Regions from separate parts of the Homo sapiens genome. Here region 2 is linked to region 1. The links are chromatin contacts, found by Hi-C or POLR2A ChIA-PET in ENCODE. All regions are on one chromosome and are shown on one strand. The core of a region is the stretch at or near the end of the contact, and the rest is flanking DNA. Distances in the headings are between cores, read along the strand shown. Region 1 overlaps IQGAP2 (IQ motif containing GTPase activating protein 2). Region 2 holds the start of NCRUPAR (non-protein coding RNA, upstream of F2R/PAR1).

Region 1 (2,700 bases), core at 51-2,550:
TGTAGGCTGGGGGTGAGGAGACACAACAGCTGCTGCTGCTTTTCTTTTTTTTAACCAACAAGAATGACCTTGAAAACATGGGGTTCTTTACCACACAATTATTCAGGGACCCTGTCTGATGGAAGTTCTTCTACCTTCTCCAGCCAGCAGATGGGGAGGAGAGAGAGGAGGTTTATCCATGGGAGGTTTTCCTGAGCCACACTTAGGGGTGGTGCACCTCTCACACTCATTTCCCCACACCTTCTGTGGTTACAACCCAGTCACTTGGCACCTTACAGATGCTGTGGGGCTACGAATGCAGACTCTGGTATTGAAGGAGCTACATTGTCTGGGGTATATACCCTGGGGTTTGTTGTCGCCTGCCAGGAAAATTTAGGACACATACACAAGGAGTTTAGGAGCAGAAGGTTAATAGGTAGAAGAGAAGAGAGAGAAACAGCTTCCTCTGTAAAGGAGGGGGTCTCCCAGCAGAAAGGACCTGCTGGTGGTGAATGCCTCGAGTGTTATAGTAGGGTTTCAAGAGGCAGTGTCTGATTTACCTAGAGCTCATAGATTGGTTCAATCAGGTATGACATTTACATAGTGCGGGGAAGGCTGGTTTCCCCACCCTAATCTTCTTATGCAAATGGGCTGTCCAGTTAGGGCCATCTTGTCTGCTCCTTTACAGTACAGGTGGCTGGCAGAGAAGGGAAGATGGAGCCGCCATCTTGAACATGTCTACTCCTTAGTTCCCGCTGGCATTCACCTGTGCAAGCTCCCAGCTTGCTGGCTGCTCTTTGATAGAAAATGATTTGGGGCTGCTTTTCATTAAAAAGAAGAACCTTACCAAGGACTCCCATACCCTTGCTATCTGCCTGCGTGATTTCTTCTTAACTCCTATATCCCTATCTGGGCTTGAAGTTTTCTCCTTATACTTAAAAAATCAATCCAAAGGCTAGTCAGCCCGCATGATGACTGGGCACAAGTTTAGAAGTTTCATATCATGGCTCCTGCTTCATTGTGAGGGATTTTAATACCTTTAGAGCAATGTTAAGTACCCAGTCTGACTGGTTATTCTGTCAGCAGAGTCTGTCACCTGTCCTAGAAGAATAGTCTTGTTTGTTGCTCCTAGACTGGCTGATGATTGATAGGAGTTTCCAAGTTGTATCTTATTGGAAGGACCTTTGAGAGCTCTAGGCCTGTGGGCCTTCCTGAGGAGGTGACTGCATTTGAATAGGCTCTAAGTTTCCTATATCTTGCCTCTGCCCTGCTACAGCACTACAAGGGGAAACCTGGACCATTTACCCTGCCTGTTGCAAGGTAGGTGACAAAGAGGAAGTTCTGAGAGAACAAATGAAGCCCCAGGAATCTACTCAACCCTGACAGTGAATATACTATCTTCTGACCTCATACTGAAACAGTGACAACATCTATGTCTCCAAGCCGTGGAACTCTACCGCTACTCTGGAAGCAGCCCTGCAGTGTTTTGTTATCACTTTTGTTTTACACTAGGCTAGAGGATTCAGTTTGGTGAGTTGTGAGAAATTAAAAGTTGGAATTAGAGGAGCAGAGGCTGGCCCCTGTCAGCTTATTGAGCTGGGTAGCCTTAGCCTTTTCTGAGCTTTGGAAAACCTCAGATATCATGTCAGAAAATCAACAGAATCTGAGAAAAACACCGGAAAATCATCAGCAAATGGTGATTCTGATAGCATCTCTTCCTTATGGGGTCATCATGAGAAGATTCCATGATAATCCCCATAAAGTATCAAGTCCAGATTTTGGCAAAAGATCATGCTCAATAAACACTAGTTGTCATTGATAATAATAGCATCATCTTTTGACTTTCAAGGCAGAGAAAAAGAGGTATCTCCATTGATGCCTAATGTTAAAAAAAGTAACATTTTGTAAATCTTTGGCAATATCTTAAAATATTTTATGATGTAACTGTGATGCTTGGAAAACTTTCTTTTTAGCAGTCAGAATCTTTCATAACCATATGTTAAGTACTTGCTTTGTGTAAACAGGTTGCCAGGCACAAAGGGATTATAAAGAGAAAGAAGAAATGGCCTTTGCCTTTGAGCAGTTCATAATGTCATAAGAATTAGCCATGGCTATATTTTAAATAGGTTGTAGCTAACCTAAGTTTTTGCTATCAGTGTTTTATTTATTTATTTATTTTTAATTTTTTTTGAGACAGAGTCTCACTCTGTCGCCCAGGCTGGAGTGGAGTGGTGCGATCTTGGCTCACTGCAACCTCCGCCTCTCAGATTCAAGCGATTCTCCTGCCTCAGCCTCCTGAGTAGCTGGGACTGCAGGTGCCCATTACGATGCCTGGCTAATTTTTGTCTTTAGTAGAGATGGGGTTTCACCATGTTGGCCAGGGTGGTCTTCAACTCCTGACCTCAAGTGATCCGCCTGCCTGCGCCTCCCAAAGCGTTGGGATTACAGGCATGAGCCACCATGCCCGGCCTGGTATCAGTGTTTTAAACCTACTGCACATATATCCTAATATAGACAAAAATGTGATTACCTCTTTTTAAAAACAAGCCCAACTCTAAAATATCATACTTCGGGGAGCTTTTATTTTTGCCTCCTGCCCCTTGCTCCCAATTGTCAACTTATCTCCCCCTACTCTTGCTACCAATTGTCAGTTTACCCCCAGCCCCTACCCCTCACACATATACCCCAATTTCCAGGTTGTTATAAAGCATTCATATATTT
Region 2 (2,700 bases), core at 95-2,594, 160 kb after region 1:
GAAAACACTACTAAATACCATAAACATTATGGGAGGATGGCTAATGACTCATACTATTTGGTACCAGGCAAGTTAAAACAGAGAAAATGAAAACCGGAAACTAATATCAAGTGGTTCCAATATGAATGATGCTGCAAAGTCAAGATTTCATTTCCAAGAAATATTTTTAGCAACTCTGGTTAGGCAGATTTTCAACATGTTTATCATCTCTGGTTAAGTAGATTTTCTACTCTCAGAAACCTACAGATGTTTGCTTTAAAACTGACAAAGGGGTTTTGGTAGGAGTGGCGTGGAACAAATGAAGTAGTGGGTTATCTTCTTCAAAAAGCTCTTAAGAGGCCGGGTACGGTGGCTCACGCCTGTAATCCCAGCACTTTGGGAGGCCAAGGCGGGCAGATCACCTGAGGTCGGGTTTTAGGAACAGGGCGCCAAATCTGGCCATAAACTGGCCCAAAAACTGGCCATAAACAAAATCTCTGCAGCACTGTGACATGTTCGTGATGGCCATGACGCTCACGCTGGAAGGCTGTGGGTTTACTGGAATGAGCGCAAGGAACACCTGGCCCACCCAGGGCAGAAAACCGCTTAAGGCATTCTTAAACCACAAACAGTAGCATGAGTGATCTGTGCCTGGACATGTTCCTGCTGCAGATAACTAGCAAGAGCCATCCCTTTGTTTTGGCCCATCCCTTTATTTCCCATAAGTAATACTTTTAGTAAATGTTATGACTGGCTTGCTGTCAATAAATATGTGGGTAAATCTCTGTTCGAGGCTCTCAGCTCTGAAGGCTGTGAGATCCCTGATTTCCCACTCCACAATCTATATTTCTGTGTGTGTGTCTTTAATTCCTCTAGCACCGCTAGGTTAGGGTCTCCACCACCGAGCTGGTCTCGGCAGTCGGGAGTTCGAGATCAGCCTGACCAACATGGAGAAACCCAGTCTCTACTAAAAAAAATACAAAAATTAGCCGGGCATGGTGGCACATGCCTGAATCCCAGCTACTTGGGAGGCTGAGGCAGGAGAATCGCTCCAACCCAGGAGGCGGAGGTTGTGGTGAGCCAAGATCCGGCCGTTGCACTCCAGCCTGGGCAACAAGTGCAAAACTCCGTCTCAAAAAAAAAAAAAAAAAAGCTCTTAAGAGCACATAAACATAGGAACTTTGTGAAGTCTAAGGACAAAACAAAAAACAACATCACTAACAGACCATAAAATTAGAAATCAGTCACAAAAAGCCAGTCAAAATATCCAAGAATTTATGGTTGAAGATTGAATGAAATTGACAAAATATTTAGACCTGAATTTTATATATGCACATATCAAAACTTGCAAAATGTAGCTGATGTGGTCTTTTGAAGGAGAAGAGGTAAAAAATAATCAGTTCAAAAAATTATACTAAAGAGGCCGGGCGCGGTGGCTCACGCCTGTAATCCCAGCACTTCGGGAGGCCATGGCGGGCGGATCATGAGGTCAGGAGATCGAGACCAACCTGGCTAACACGGTGAAACCCCGTCTCTACTAAAAATACAGAAAAATTAGCCGGGCGTGGTGGCAGGCGCCTGTAGTCCCAGCTACTCAGGAGGCTGAGGCAGTAGAATGGCGTAAACCCAGGAGGCGGAGGTTGCAGTGAGCCGAGATCGCGCCACTGCACTCCAGCCTGGGCGATACAGCGAGACTCCGTCTCAAAAAAAAAAAAAAAAAAAATTATGCTAAAGAGTAAACTCAAAGAAAGTAGAGGAAAAGAATGAATTAAAAATCTGTGTTTATAAATAAAAATAAAAGTAACGGAGCAAAAAGACGGGCATTAGAAAATAGTCATTTCTGACCTCTGGTCAGATAAAGGGAAAAAAGCAAAAAATTAGCTATGTTAGGAATATAAATGGGGACAACACTACAGATAAAATAGTTTTAGAAGACTAAAATTTATTATATGTATACAAGGGAATAGTATACTATTTAAAAAGAATTAGATAAACATGTACCAAACAAGCCTCAAAAAATACAACTGGCAGAAATATTCCTAGAAGGAATCCTTTAGTCAATATGCACAAAGCATTTAAGCATTTCATTATTTTTGTTTTTTTTTTTTTTTTTGCTTTTGTTTTTGTTTTTTTGAGACAGAGTCTTGCTCTGTTGCCCAGACTGGAGTGCAGTGGTGCAATTTTGGCTCACAGCAAACTCTGCCTCCCAGGTTCAAGTGATTCTCCTGCGTCAGCCTCCCAAGTAACTGGGATTACAGGTGCACACCACCAAGCCCGGCTAATTTTTGTATTTTTAGTAGAGACGGAGTTTCTCTATGCTGGCCAGGCTGGTCTCTAACTCCTGACCTCAAGTGATTTGACCGCCTCAGTTTCTCAAAGTGCTGGGATTACAGGTGTGAGCCACTGCACCCAGCCTTCATTGTACGTCTTTTTGTCACTAGAGGTACATTTTGTTCTAACAACTAAGACCCCAAAGCATCCTTTTAAGCTTTATCGTTTTGTAAAATGGTTAAAAATAACATTTTCCACCAATGACACAGATAAAATTTTAAAATGTGGTGGTATTATTCCATTCTTATTTTAAGGATATACATATATGCAATTTGTATGTGGATATGATTTTTTGAATGGTGAACAGAAACTTAGTGGTCAGGTAGCTGGATGCGGTGGCTCATGCCTGTAATCCCAGCACTTTGGGAGGCTAAGGCGGGTGGATCACCT

Evidence for each region. A loop is a pair of places that touch in the nucleus more often than their neighbours do. ChIA-PET counts read pairs that join two places held with the same protein, here RNA polymerase II (POLR2A). Pooled maps may share reads with other maps.
Region 2: a loop to region 1 is called in a pooled map, with 2.1 times the contacts of the local background. The contact joins the promoter of NCRUPAR here to the enhancer-like site in region 1. A Hi-C loop is called at or near these places in 1 of 168 maps with a recorded cell type or tissue (naive thymus-derived CD4-positive, alpha-beta T cell), 4 of 37 single-sample maps with no recorded cell type and 8 of 50 pooled maps. POLR2A ChIA-PET finds 5 or more read pairs at or near these places in 2 of 52 experiments (A673 and RWPE1).

What each region holds. Positions count from the first base shown.
Region 1 is chr5:76,555,656-76,558,355 of GRCh38, forward strand. The region is part of intron 2 of IQGAP2 (IQ motif containing GTPase activating protein 2); the gene reads left to right. Among named protein-coding and RNA genes, the nearest start is that of F2RL2, 66 kb to the right of the region's middle. RefSeq lists a silencer at 1,124-1,618 and an enhancer at 1,147-1,266. Within about 2 kb of position 1,301, at least 4 of the 41 ENCODE cell types and tissues checked have a DNase peak (open chromatin) inside an H3K27ac peak, as active enhancers do.
Region 2 is chr5:76,711,059-76,713,758 of GRCh38, forward strand. NCRUPAR (non-protein coding RNA, upstream of F2R/PAR1) reads left to right here and starts at 1,345. Exons shown (of 1, transcript NR_028375.2): 1 at 1,345-1,830.